2 separate regions of the Mus musculus genome follow, and region 2 is linked to region 1. The links are chromatin loops, found by intact Hi-C in ENCODE. Cell type or tissue: left cerebral cortex. All regions are shown on one strand. Each heading gives the region's core, and the rest is flanking DNA. Links, peaks and the distances in the headings are about the cores only.

The links. Hi-C counts contacts between places; a loop is a spot of excess contacts. Peaks named below come from ENCODE experiments on the same cell type or tissue, not always from the same donor. Only the 100,000 strongest peaks of a DNase experiment are listed, where the experiment ranks them.
Region 2: a loop joins it to region 1, with 4 times the contacts of the local background. A loop is called at or near these places in 5 of 42 quality-filtered maps.

What each region holds. Positions count from the first base shown.
Region 1 is chr8:108,235,304-108,242,885 of GRCm38, forward strand. No RefSeq gene overlaps it. Among named protein-coding and RNA genes, the nearest start is that of Gm34675, 71 kb to the right of the region's middle. In left cerebral cortex, for the core only: no CTCF peak of the experiment used is centred there; DNase peaks (open chromatin) are centred at 1,602 and 4,448.
Region 2 is chr8:107,947,962-107,955,543 of GRCm38, forward strand. No RefSeq gene overlaps it. Among named protein-coding and RNA genes, the nearest start is that of Gm39242, 120 kb to the left of the region's middle. In left cerebral cortex, for the core only: no CTCF peak of the experiment used is centred there; no DNase peak of the experiment used is centred there.

The DNA.
Region 1 (7,582 bases), core at 1,463-6,462:
TGGCTTTGGGGCCCCCTCCGTGTGAAGTGTGGTATTGTTTACCTCCTGACTGCTGCTTTTCAAAGACTTTTGAGAACCTCCTGAAACCCCACTGGGGAAAGCAAGGGGAGAGGATGAGACCACTGAGAAGCAGGAATGGAAAAGTTTCCCTCTTTCTGTCCTTATTGCAAACTCTCCTAGAATTAACAGGTTGTTGTTCTTTTTCTCCTCCTCCTCCTCCTCCTCCTCCTCCTCCTCCTCCTCCTCCTCCTCCTCCTCTTCCTCCTTCTCCTCCTCTTCTTCCCCCTCCTCCTCCTCTTCAATTTTTTTACCAGGTTCACATGTGCATGCATGTGTGGAGGCCAGAGGATGACACCAAATACCATCCTTGATGGCTTTTCGCTTTATTCCTCCAGGCAGAGTCTTGGTGAGCATGATGCTCACTAATGTGAGATATTCCAGTGAGCAAATTTTACCCCACAAAACTTTTGTTTCGCCTCCTGAGCTCTGAGATTGTCGGATGACCACTATATCTACCTGACTTTCACATGCCATGTGTGCTAAGGATCTTTATTCTGGTCCTCAGGTTACCATATGAAGCTATATGAAGCTTTTTTTTTTTTTTCTTTGCAAAATGCCCCAGCGGGTTCTGAAAGGGAACAGGGAAAGAGATCAGTTGTTATCATTTTAACTGTCTACTTTGGGAGAAACCTGGACCTAAAAGATGCTCCCTGGCAGAGGTGGCCACAGTATTAACCTGACCAACAATCGCACCATCATGGAATGAGACCTTTGGGGAAAGACATACAGCTTGATCTCCTTACTGGCTGAATCTTAGGCTTACTGTGTCCAGTTGATAAAGATGGAGATCCTGTTCTGCCTGTGCCTACACAACTGTTCCTGTGAGTTGTGGTACTCAAGGGATGCTGTTCAGGCAAAGCAATCACCTTTATGTCTCCTGCCCCCTGATGTCAGCCCGAGGAGGGAAATCTGACCACTGATCAATTGAAATGAAAACCTAGTCTTTCATATGTGGAAATCTGTAAAGCGAAAAGTTAGTACCGTCAGCCATAAAATGAATCTCACTACAATATCTTATATAGTAAATTAAATATATACAAATATATTAATATGCATATACATTTTTTAAAGCAGAAATTTTATTTTTGCGTCACCATAGGAAGTTTCCATGCCCAGAAGCCAGAGAGGAGAGAGTGTGAAGACCGAGGTCTGTCTGTAGCACATGTCGGCACAGTTTGCAGCAAAAGTGTCGAAAGCAATATTTGTTTTATCATATACATCTGGTTTATTGTAAGGCACATGACCACACAACCCTCTCCCCCCCCCCCCACACACACACGCACAACTTGGAGAAAGAAGAGTTTGTCATGTTATATCAGGCTTTTTCTTAACCACCCCATAGAAATGGCTACAAAATCTTCAGAGGCAATTCAAGTACCTCCGTGGCTTTCATCAGTCGTTCTCTGTACAAGGAAAAGGGGGAAAAAATCGTTCTATCTTTTTATTTTTTACTTTGCTTTAATCTTATTTGATGATGTCTCAACAGGCTGGGACATGCTTTCTTGGATGGCAATTTCACCACGCCATATGTGTCTCTCACAAGATAGCAGAGTGAGATGAATCTTGGCAGGAAGAGAACTAAACACATCGACAAAGAAAAGAAAAAAAAATTATTTACTTAACTCCCTGTTGCCTGCCTGCATTTCCCCTTGACGGAGACTCCTGGCGCAATGCTTCAGACTTAGTTTGTTACAAACAATTGTGTGACACACGGTCCCCTGCTTACTGTATTCTCCTCAGCATCTGCCCAGGTTCTCCCTGGACCCATGTGGGAGAAGGGTGAAGCCTGCCCTCCAGAAGCAGCACAAAAGCCCCTCTCTCCCCATCTTTCTCTCCTTTAGGGATGCAGAGCTGGGGTCTGCTCTGCCGTCTGGGCGGGTGGTGGTCCTCTGTTCTGCCTTGTGATGTGGAATACAAATTTAGAGTTTACTCTGTCATCATCAACAGTTGAATGTGTAGCATCTATTAGATTCTTAGAGCTGTTAAGTAAGTATAAAGAAGCTATTGCTAGTTATATGGGTGATGACCATTGGTTTGAACTATATTGGAAAATGATCCTAATATACCAGACCTCCATTGTTTATGCCACAAGGAACAGAGACTGATTCAAAGATTACACCAGAACCCTAGTATGAATTCCTTGGGCTAGGGCGATAGCCGAATGTCATGCATTAGGGCCATAGATACTCAAATACCTCCAGATAATACTGAAACTGTAGAGTATATGCATAAATATATATAATAGGCATAATACATTTCATATTATGTTGTGAATATTATAAAACATTTACTGTATAATACTGCTTCTCTTGGAGAATCACTGACCTTCCTGTGACCTCTAGTGACCTGTCATGAAGTGCAGCTCAGAGACTGATGATGCTCAATGAGCCATTTTGAACGGAATTGTGATTTAGGGGCTGGGGAGACGGCTTGGCAATTAAGAGCACTTGCTGCTGTTCTAGAGGATCAGAGATCTGTCTCGTTCAGCTCCTATCGTCACATCAAACAGCTCATAACTGCCTGTAACTCCAGCTCCAGAGGACCCATCACCCTCTGCTGGCCTCAGAGGACACCTGAACACAAGTGGCATACACAAGTTTTCAGGGGGGTGGTAGTATGTGCACACACACACACACACACACACACATACACACCAGATCTTTAAAATTTATGCAATCTAGATGAACTCCAAAACCAAATCCAAATATCTATACCTACACCTAATCTCTCTCTATCTCTAATCTCTATCTATCTATCCATCCATCCATCCATCCATCCATCCATCTATCCATCCATATCTGCTACCAACTCTGTTTTAAAGAGAAAAGAAGCTAGAAGCCCATATGCCCTCCAACCTCCAAGTATCAATTAGAGTGTTTAGACCCATTGTTTCATTGGGTAGCACTGTGTTTGATGTGATGGTGGAGCCAGTAGGCTGACACAGTCCATAGCTCTTTAACCTTTCGGCTCAGATCTGCAGGCAGCATGATTAGGATAGTGAAGAAGTGTGACAGTGTAACGAAGACCCTTGGAGGATGACATTTCCCTAGACCATGGAGGCTGTGATGTGAGGGGGGACTCTGAAGAGCAGTCTTGACTGCTAAGGACAGAGAGTAAAGTTCGGAATTAGTTGCCTTTGGTCGCCCATGCTGACTGGTACTTGTTGTTTCTATGAATCTCTTGGCAGAAGGGTCATTCATCTAAAAGGCAATATAAATGCAGTGCAAGGAGCCGGCATCTCATGTTCTTTTGCTCCTGGACAAAATGCCTCCCTTCTCCCTGTTACACTCTCGTCCTCAGAGAACAGAGTTCTGAGAACTCCAGCTTCTGGTTCTCAGAAAAATGCCTAAGAAGCTCCGGTTGTGTAGAACCCACCCCTACTTCTCTTGGTTTTGCTGTGGGAATTCTAGCTGTGCTGAGGAAATGCAATGTTAATGTGGAATAGAAGCTTCTCGGGGGGGGGGGGGGGGAGCTGAGCTGACTTCATGGCATTAGCCGATCCCATGTCTTCAGCCCTTTTTAGCTGATGCCCTGGAAATTTACAGTCGGCTTGGTTCTGCATACCAGGGCAGCGTTTGTTGGGGTCTTGGAGTGAGCTGTTTGATTACCTAATGACGTGCTTACTAGGTGCTAAAAACCCATTTAGGGGATAGTAGATGCGTACGTGTCTTAATTGTACAGTTGCTTGGTTTTGCAAGTTGTAAAGGAAGATGTGGGGGAAATTACTGGAAACTTGGTAGAAAAAGAAGGTTCCTGGCAATGACATCATCTCCCTTTGCCCTCACCTCCTAAAAACAACAGATCACCCCATTAGTCAGGGCTCCAGCTAGAATGCCATTTGGATGGGTGAAAGGTACTTGTTTGTGCGTGCTTTCTCTCTCCCTCCTTTCTTTCTTATCCCTGATACATACCCCACAACAAACACACACATCCACCCCTAGATATCTACAGTGGGATTATTTATATACTTTCAATGTGAACCATCCAGACCGAATTAAAAGATGTTGATGATAGTTATAGATAGGAATACAGAACAGAAAGAAAAATGCCAATTGCACATTGAGGATAAAAAAAAAAAAAAAAAAAAAGATTGACCACAGTGGTTCATACCTGTAGCTCCAGCAATTTGGGAAGCTGAGACAGGAGGATTGCTTGAACCTAAGAATTTACTTGAAGTCAGTCCAGGCTATGCATGGATATATCCTTCCCCCTCTCTAAGCAACAGATAAAAATGAAAGTATAGAAAATGAAAACAAGTGATTGTCTTACTTGTAGAAAATACACCGAATTATGCACACAAACCGTACCCTGCAATCATTTGAAGTCTCTGAATCCACAAAAATCTCAGCTTTGGGAACAGGATGCCACAGAGCGGGTGTGGGTGGGTGTTGTAATGTATCCAATTCCTCCAGAATGAAACTGCGCTTAAATCGATTTGAAAATGAGATGTAATCTGCATGGTTTGATAAACTGACTCCTGTTTTAGCAGAAAGAATTCTGAATTTTTTTTTTTAAGCAAGCTCTAAAGCTTCCAAACACACTAGGAGACAAAGCCTATGAACTCTGGAAAAGTCTCTGAGGTTTGGATAATGCGGAGGAGACAATGAGGACCTGGCATCTGCCCCGCCTCCCTCACCCTTGGTTAAACATACCTCCAGACTGCTTCCTCCCTGTTTAGAAGGGCCACTGAGCCCTTCAGGGGCCACTTTGTCCCTTTAATTAGATTTTTACTTGTAAGATAAAAATAGATGTGTAATTTGGTCAGTTTGGTCAAATTAGTCCGTTTGTGCTAACTTGAAACATAAAACTTAGTTAAGTGTTTAATGATAGTAGTTGTTCAAAGAATTCGTGGTATAGAATGTATGTGCATCTGTGTGTGTGTGTGTGTGTGTGTGTGTGTGTGTGTGTGCACAAGCTCATGTGGGGGGGGTGTCCTTTAAAATTCCCTCTCTTTCCCCCCTCCCAGTGCAATGTTAGGGAAGTCTTAGGAGGGACCCAGAGACAAAAGTAGGGTCAAAAGTAGGGAGAAAAAACCCAGTATAAAACCAGAAAGGTTGCTCTGTAGAACCCCGGGGCCCTGTGTCTGGTTGCAAAGCAGAAAAAAGTAAACAGTAGCAATCTCTGTGTAACAGGAGATTTGGGTGTAATTTGTTTAAATAGCAGCAATCATGATTATTAATTCACCCGTCCAATGCTAACAAAGACCCGGGTTCTGTTAGTTTGTGCTTTAGATTCATGTTCAAGCTCAAGTTTATTTTAGGCTAATGCTCCTATCAATGGGAAATGCAATTAGCTTTACCTACCCCCCCCCACCTCTCCCCTCCCAAATATATATAGATAGATTTGACATTTGCCAATCCTGAATAAAATGCTTCCCTTTCAGAACGGAGCCCAAGACACATGGTTCTTCCAGACTTCCTCTTTGTAGAGTTCTTCTCCACTTTACCGGGAAACAATAAGGAATTCTTTTTGTTCTCTGCCTCTGAAGGTGTAACAGACGTGTTTTGAAATACCTGCACTGTAGAAACGGTGCTTAGAAGAAAGAGGAGGAAAAAAAAATCAAAGCGAGAAATAAAATTACAAAATGGGAGAGCCAGACCTCTTTATCCACAATTTGCTTGTGCCCCTCATTGTGGCAAAACTTTGGGAAGGGTCCTGATGGACTGTTGTCACTTTTTGATGCTGTAACCTTAAAAGTAGTTTTAGCTGTGCGTTATCTTGCTTGGTGGGTGGGAAAGGGACAAGACTCCCCAGAGGCTCTGGCCACAAGCACCTCTGTGTCCTCTGAGAGGCAAATGGGTTGGAGGCCTGTTGTCAACATAGGCAGGTTCCTGAGCAGGGTCCAGCTTGTCCGGTCTAGTTCATTGTCCACTCCATCAAAGGGTCTAATGGTCAGCAGAGGAGGCTAAATGTCTCCCCTGTGACCTGACATTAACCGAGTGGACTGGTTTAAGTGTTACTGAGGGTGTCGCAGAATGATTCGGACGCCGATACCCGTTTTCCTCAATGAGCCGTCATTTGGGCATGACTTCATACAGCTTTGCCCTGACACAGCCCAGCCCCGGAGAGCTCCCGGGGGACTTCCTTCACCTCGGAGACTAGCAGACAGCCCGCTGATCAATGCCCTCTGACAACAAGTGAGGCCGCCACCTCTTCCCTCACCCCTCCACCCGGTGTGCCTCCCAGCCCCTCACCCGTCTGACCAGCTCGAAAATGATAAAGATAAATTGTTTTATCTACACATAGAGGCTGACACGGAGAAAAGACGGGGGAAGGAGGAGACCCACCCAGTTTGTGTAGAGCCTCAGATTCCAGCTTCCTGCTTCTCATGTAATTTTGATGGGAGGGAAAAAAAATCAAGGCAGTATATCAAATTGTGGAGCTTGAGTGATCCAGCCGGGGAAACATGTGGAATTGTGATTTTTTTTTCTCCCACGTATAAGACAGCTTATAAGCATAAGGTTTGTGGATGTTAAGGAGACATAGGATATTTTCTGTATCAGGACTGGGATTCTATCTTACTTTATTTTATTTTATTGACCAAACTATATGCATAGGAAATAAATATAAGTAGTAAATTTTGTTTGTTTGTTTTTAAAGAAACAGTGTATTTTTTTCAAAAGTGAACCCAATGACATGACATTTGTAGAAGAGTCTTTAGAAAAAGCCTTGAATGCTTTTGATAGAAGAAGATTTTCTGCAGGCTTCTAAAACAGCCATTTAAGCCCCCTTTTCAACCCTATGTATTTGGATGTGAAACAAAACTAAAGAAGACAGAAGAGTGTAAATATTTTCTTCTCTTCATCACCATTGTTTACCCTGTGACTTAAAAGTGAAACCCAGGAACCTAAGATAATACCTAAGAAAGAAATACAAGGCACATAAAAAAATGTAGATCAAATGTTTTAAATCTATTGGAAATATTCGATAAGTGGATTAAAATGTTTGACAATTATTTTCTACTCCTGAACAATAATACAATTTTTCTTATTGGTTTTAATGGAATATTTCTTTGTTAAACAATTTGAAAATCATTTTCTTTCAGGCAGAAAAGGGGAGAAAAAAAAAGGTTGGGCTGAGACATTTCTCATCTGAAAAGCAGGCTTATGCCTGAATATTTAAAGAAAAAAAAAGTATGTCAAAAGACATTCCGATTTCAAAGTACTACCTTTTGAACTATTTTTTTTCAATGTCCCTTTTGTAATTTCCGAGAAGCAACTAAAATTCCATCTCTGCTTTTTTTTTTTTTTTTTTCCAGCCAAATACTTGCTCCCATATTTTTGGCTACTAAGGGCTGTTTCAACTAAAAAAAAAAAAAAAAAAAAAAAAAACTTTTTTTATTTCCTGTAGTAAAGAAGGAACATAAATCAACAAGAAAAGAATAAAGTAATCATATTTTGATAGACTTGTCATTGACTAGTGTTTTAAAATCATTTTAATGTCTAATTTATTTACATAGCAACTCAATAGCACTCCTCCACATAATTATTTGCACAAGTTAACTTTTTTTTTCTTGGCTTTA
Region 2 (7,582 bases), core at 1,575-6,574, 290 kb before region 1:
TCTGTCTCTCTCTCACACACACCTGAAACCTTGTCTAGATTAATGGTCAGTGTCTCACACACACGCACATTTGTGTTGTGATAGTGGAGAGACGCGGGGAATTACTGACAAGATCCAGAATAATTTCGAATGCTGTCGAAGGCTTCATTTTCTCCTCGGCATGATGGATGAGGCAGAAGAAGTGCTTTCTGAGATCATTATGTGTATCGTTCTGTTAAGTGTTATTAAAGTCTGTCTGTCTTAGGCAGCATAAACAACACCCTCTGCCTTCCCTTGTTCCCTGGTTTTCAGAATAGTAACCACATACCCCCCACCCCACCCCCTTTCTCCTTCCTGAGATTATCTGACTATTAATTCCTGCCATAAAATTATTGAGAATTATGTTTTTCTTTCCACTTAAAATTGGATAGTATTAACCCATAAAAGGTCCTGGCTTATTTTTAAACCAGTAAATATTTTAGAAATTCATTTTATTAAAAGAACCAGATGTGGAGGGTAGCAGACTTTGGAGTGTGGGGCTAGGTCTTTAACTTCAAAGGGATGTAATAGTCTTTTATTTTCTGGGGTCTCCATTATTTTCTGTATCGGTGATACATTACCTGGAGTCGATGGTGCAAGACACGGATGAGGTTGGAGGTGCTGAAAAACGCACTAGAATCATCTCTGAAAGGCAGATGGATTTGGAGGGGACCATGCTAGATCATGGAAATGAAAAGAAAAATCTTAGGATTGTAGGTTCAGGGAAAGTTTGCTTTTTTTTTTTTTTTTGGACTGTGCCTCAGGAGGGTGGATTCCTCTCAGACCTGGGAGCAGTTGGGAGCAGTTGTGGGGGGAAAGGGGTCTGGAGTCAAAGCAGCATAAAAGCCGTGTGGCACACAGCAGCCAAGGAGAAATGACAGATGGCTCACGTTAAAACTGAAGCAATTTCACTGGAACAAAAGAATTAACTTTGAAGGTTCGGAACTTTCTCTAAGTCCCAGATTGTTCTGAACCCTGTGATAACACACGAGGCTACCTGCTGTATTGGTTGCTTTCGTTCTTCTGCCGTAGCCCCCCCTCCCCACTCCCCTTTGTTGTTGTTGTTATTATGGGTTCTGAACAGTTTGCTGGAGTCTCTTTAGGCCCCCGGAGGCTCACCCAAAGAAACTGTAACCCAAACGAGTAGACCCTCATATTTCCTTTTAAAAAGCGATTTTCCCCTTTTTTGTGGGGGGGGGGATTCATTGTGATCTAGAGAGGCTCAGTTTTAGACTTTTAATAGAATCGCCTAAGTTTGATGCACAGCTGGGGCAAGCCCAGCCATCCACAGCACAGCTAGTTTCTGAACATTTAATTTTATATTTGAATAATTCTCCAGATCAGGCTATAATCATGAATGTCATATAAAAAGTTTTTTTTAAAAGAGGAAATTACATTATTTCACAGATGTGCAAATACTTCTGAGAAAAAAATTACATTGATCAGTTTTTAATACCCCCCTGTCTCACCCTTCAGTCTAAGGGAAAAATAAGCCCCCCCCCATCTTTGTCTTCAGAAAGGTGCTAGATTGTAAACATCTGAGGGAAATGGAGGGGGCTTGGCCAGTCCACCCCAAACTCCTTCCAGGTTTTCAATCTTTTCAGCAGCAGCCTTCAGTCTGCAGAGAAGAGGGAGGGTCTACAGAATCTAAAGAGAGACAGGAGATGTCTCTGTTTGTTATTAAAATTTAAAGCACAAGGTAGGACTGCAAGTGGCTAATTTTGAGTCCACTCACTTAAGGGGAAAGGTCTGAGGCAACCTGTGCAAGGTGGCAACTTGGAGCTAGCTGGTGAAGGCAAGTGCCACAGGGGAAGGCTTAGCTGTGACAGGGGACAGTAGGTGAGCGGTCACAGCCGTTCCCTTTATAGGGTCTGAAACAACGGCACGTGGGTATTTCATTCAAAACTGTGCAGACGAACATTCAGGTTCATTTAGTGGGGAGACACGATTATTCTTTGTTTTGGAACAGGAGTCTGTTTATTCTCCTTCAGATAAAAGCACTTTGGAATTTCTGTGGTTTTTTTCCCCCTAATATGAAACATTTCTGAAAGGGATGACAACGGGAGGAAGAAACTGTGGTGGCCATTTCAGGGATAGTCAGTCACCTGTGGTGGGAAGCGTCCCCTGGTCACTCGGGGCTGAACGACGGAATGTCCCTGAGTCTGAAACAAGGCACGTGAATTAAAAGTCTGGGCCACAAGCGTCCCTGTGTTTCTTTCGTTAACAGCTCTGACCAAGTGATATAGCACGGCCTCTGCCCTCATAGAGTATTTGGATATTTGATATGGTGTCATAAAGATACCATGGAAGTAAAAAAAAATTGCATTAGCATTTGGCTCATGGATAATGATTTGTGTAAGCTATGCTGCAGTTGCTTAGTTCTTCTGTGCTGAACCAACGTAAAATTTTATTTTTATCTGGTCCCAAATAGTGAGATGATATTTAAAAAAAATAATGAACTAAAGGGTTATATTCAGATCAATATGTGTGGTATCACAAGCAACTCTTTGTCTTGCCAAAATCATGCACATCAGATGGAGAAAAAAAAAAGCTAATCTGAAAATGCCAGGTTTATTTTCTGTGTGCAGGCAGTACCAAGCTACGAGGGCTCTTATCACAGTGTACCGAAAGTCCTCAGCACAAAAATGTGTAACGAAAGCTGTTACTCGGAGTGCGGCTCATGTATTGGAACGGCTGTGACAGTGAGATACAGTTAAACACTTGTTCAATTATAAGAAAAAGAAAGTCGGAAGGGGACTTGATTTCGATAAGAATTTTTAAAGGATCCTTGAAATCTCTGAGGAAACCTTACTTCCAGTTTTGAGTCACAAACTGGGAGCCTTCCCTTGGACTCTCTGTCCCTTTCTCTCTCCTTACCCTTGTCCGATCCCTGTAAGTAAGGGTCCTGTCATTTGAACAACTTTCCTGCTAAATCCTACTCATTAAAATAAAACCTGAAGGAGCTGGGTTAGGGTTATTTGCAAATTATTTCAAGTGTTTGCTCTTTTATAGCCTCGTGGGAAATGGGGGAGTCGTCTTGTCATGGGCTACCCCTCTCCCCTACACTCGTTTTGCTCTCAGATGATTCTGACACTTTTCTGGCAGATAGATTTTTATGAACACACAAAAGGCTCTCACTAATATTGGTAGCCAGTGTTTAGTTCAGGGAGTCTTTACCCAGACCTTTGATGTTTTTTTGTTTTTGTTTTCTGAATGCTCTATTAACATGTGTGCAGTGTGTGTGTGTGTGTGTGTGTGTGTGTGTGTGTGTACACACGAGTGCACGTGAGATTGAATGTACTTCATATATGCTTGTTTGAAATACAGATAGATATACATATACAGACATGTGGCTTTTGTGCCCTTGTTTTGTTTGACACATACATTCTTTTTCGGAGACTTTGGCTATATAAGGAACACATGCTCCCATGTGTAAAATTCCTTTTGTTTTAGGTTAACTTTTTACTTTCCAAGCTGAGTGGTCTGTATGCTTTGTTAAGCAGGTAGGGCTCATTTGTTAATGTCGCCTCTTCTGAGGCTGACACCCGAATGGTGTTTGTGGGGTGGGCTCAGAAAGATCATCACTGCAGTATCATTTTGAAATTGTTCTCGTCAGAGGGGGGAAAATAAATAAATAAATAAATAAATAAATAAATAAATAATAAAAGAGCCACCAACCCAAACCCAAACAAATCCCCAAGCTGAAAAACCTCAGCCTTTAAGCAAACAAAAATCCATGCAATATTCTTTAATCTGGAAGGCTACGTGGTTTACTTAACCTTGACTAAAAATAATAATCTCAGGCATTAGAGAGAGAGACCCAAATCTTCAGTGTTTATGACTAAGACCCCCGCCCCCCCCCAGCAGACTGGAGAACTGTCTCCCCTTGTCTGTCTCAACTTCACAGTCTCCACTGGCCTTAACGTATTCGAATCTCTGAAAATGAGCAGAGGAAAGAAAGTCCTGAACTTTTCTAAGGAGTTTGTTGGGTCTCTTGGTATCTGAGAAACTTTACAGAAAGGTCTATGTACTCAGTTTGGGAGGCAGAGGGAGTGGGAAAAATGGAGAAAGCGATCTTTTTTTTTCTTCCTTTCTTCCCTTCTATTGAGGTTGGTACGGGCCACTCCAAATGGGATGCTGGAATTTCCAGACCCTGTCTCTATCTTCTGAGTCCTGTCTGTACCTGGAATAAAATGTTGCCGTTGAACTTATTGACATAATGGTCCCCATGGGGACTTATAGCCATCAAAGTAAAATTTCACAATAAATCCAGAGGCCACCTGGAGGACTGCCATTAAAGAGCTTTTTAGAGGAGGGGTGGGGGACTTTAAAAGCTTAATTCTTCTTAAACACGAGTTCAATGATTGTGTCTGTGTTGCTCTTTCCAAGAGTTAGGTCTTTACTTTAGCTTTGTCAAATAATCCTTTCAAGCGTGTTTTTTTTTTTTTTTTTGACTGCAAAAATGTGGCATTCTGTATAGATGACGTCACTGTCCCCCTCCAGCCTCACTGAAAGCCAAGAGTTACCCAGCAATGAACTGCAGTAGGGATTTCTGTGTGTCTCAGGGAATACATGCCTTACAACGTGAGGTGGGTCTTACCGTACTATCCAATACCAGGGGTGTTATTGATCAGGATGGGGGGACTTCCCCCCACCCCAAGCTAATTAGTCTTTGTGGAGTCAGATAACTAATGCTGTTTTACACTTAGCACTCAGGACACACATTTCATCCTCAAAATGCTTTGAAAACATTAACTAATTAATCATTAGCTAATTTAGCAACTGACAATGAAAGTTGAGACACCAAAGGAGGCTGGATTCCACCAGCATCTTGCGCGGGCACACACCCCTGCCCCAGTGCCAAAGACGGATTACTCTGTCTGGAGAGGGGGTGGGGTATGGTGAAGGTTGTCAGGTGTGAGCAGTTTACAGGGTGCTGCCCAGGTGAGCCCTGTAAGGAACAGTAAGAAAACCTTGAAGGGACACAGCCTTGGGCAGTCTTAAAAGGTAATGGCTAGAAGTTATTTATTCTTTTAAATGATAATGAAAAAAGTGAATAAATAGAAATTTAAAGGCCAACTTAGGAGAATCAACCTTAGCAAATGTCTAGAGCGTGTGAGAAGATATTGAAATTTAAAAGTGTGGTTAGCAATTTTCAAAAGGGGGCAAGGAAGCAATGGGTGTTTTACTTCTTTAGATTTGAAAGACTTGCCATAAGGTTGTAACAAGGTAGGGTCTGGGCGTGTGTGTGTGTGTGTGTGTGTGCGTGCATGTGTGTGTGTGTGTGTGCATGTGTGTGTGTGCATGTGTGTGTGCATGTATGTGTGTGTGCGTGTATGTGTGTGTGCATGTGTGCATGTGCATGTGTGTGTGTGTGCATGTGTGTGTAAGAATAATCTTTTGCAGAAAGCTTCCTGGGTCCATGTACACTGCTTTAGCGATCGAGCTTCATTTAAGAAACTCATTACAGCACCTTAGAGAGAGACTTCTCTGTGTGTCCCCACCAATGGAACTCTTTTTCCAGGGCCTTGTCTTCTCTGCACTGTGGCCCCCATCCACTGTGTGAATGAAATGTGAAAATAGTTGGGGAGTTTCTCTGAGCTAGCAGCGACCGCACAAGCTGAGTTTTCTTTTAAAAAAAAAATACGGAGACAGTTCATGTATAGAGTCACTGTGAATGAGGGCGTATGTGTGGTCCAGTTCTTTCAAAGAAACACTCCACAAAGCCACCAGCCTTATAGAAGGTGGCACCAGGGACTGTTTTTTTTTTTGTTTTTTTTTTTTTTTGAGTGAATATATTTTGCATCTATTCAGTTTGTTCTAATTCTCACACATCATTCTCCTGTTCCAAGAAAATGCAGGATTTTAGAGTACTGAAGAAAAATGTCAGTTGTACAGTTTATATTCTCAGCCTCGTTGGTGTGTCACACAGAAATGTTGCTAAACAGGGCACCTGACACAGCAGCTCAACTGTCCAGGTTGAATCCCACAGAAGGATTCCAACCCTGTGGACAACTTCCCTAGCAAACCTGGGAGATTTTCTGGTAGATATGGCAAGGCAGTGGAAGCAGCCATGCGCATCTGGTGGGCCACACTAGTTGTGCGCAGCATCCGGTGGGAGAGACAGAAGGCAGATACAGCTCACTCGGAAACCGTACCTGCAAGGACCCGGTTAGAGACATTTCAGATTAATACAGATTCATACTCTTCTGCACCGGATCGTGACGTCTCTAAATTTCAGTAGCTCACCTCATATGGCTTGTTTGACTTTTTTTTTCGTGCTAGGGCTGTAGGCTATTGCACTTCCACTGATCCATATCCCCAGCTTCCTAGCCTTCCTGAATGTATAGCCCATGGCCCTCCCATGTTTTCCAATTCTTTATCTTACAGCCTGATACTGTATTTGAAATTATAAACAAAATTGTTAATAGCATTCCCAATTTAGGAAATTAAAATTTCATTATTTCCTGGTTCTTTTTCCTGTTATATACTATATATAACAGGGTTTTTCTATTTTACGGGGAAAAGAGGGCCCATATTTAAACATTACTTATTTTTTCACTTTATATTTTTGCCTTTATATAGAAAAAAATAATTAAAAACAAAACAAACCAAAATAGTCCTGACTTTCTTCCATCTCTTACCTCCTCTCTAATCTGTTCCCTGAGCCTGCAGACCTTGTCATGATGGCATATTTGACCCCTGCTTTGAGAACATGTCTAACAGCTCCCACCCATGAAGTGGCCTTCCCCTTTTCCTCCACCATGAGAACTGTCCAGAGAGGCCTTTGGGAAGGCCAGGATCTCCAACTGGCCCCACAGTTAAAAGAATTTACGTGATGCAGGTTTCTGGATTCAGATTTACACTGATTCTACCCTAGTCTTCTGCCGTTTTTTTTTTTTTTTTTTTAAGTGACTTTCCATGCATTGCTATGATTCAGAGTCAGCTATAGTTCCTCTAAATGGTATTCTGTAGTAGTGTTACCAACAGGGAGGGGGTGACTCTGCCGTTTCTACCCCTCCCCAGCCGATGTGCAATGTCTGGAGAGATTAACTGGTCATTACACCATGTGTATGGGGTGGTAGTGGGGCTAGTGACATCTTTTGAGTGGAAAGTAGGGGTCCTGTTTGTCATCCTATACTGCACAGGCTGACCCTCCATGATAAAGAATTCTTGACCCTAACAGCAAGTTGGGTATCCCTGCTGTTTCTTATGTTTGTACCCGCAGTTGCAAAATGTTGCAGAGACTTTTGGGTATACACCGAGTTTATTTTAATTATTTTCCCCCAAGCGGTTGTGAAGATGTAGCTTCGTTTTGTTGGAGGTGTAGCAGAGTTGTCTAGCCCCTTAGCTTTTCTTCCCCTTAGCGTTAACGGCTTTGTATGCAGAATCTGAGATGGTGGTCTCCTAAACATCCTTCCTGTTCCATGATTCTCATGAAAATCATGTCTCGAGGAGGATGAAATGAAAGGGAAGAGTGCGGCCGAGCAGAGGGTGTGCATGCAGACACGGGAGAGGAACTCCTGGAACCTGGGCAGATGCCTGTGTTTTATGAGGCACCACG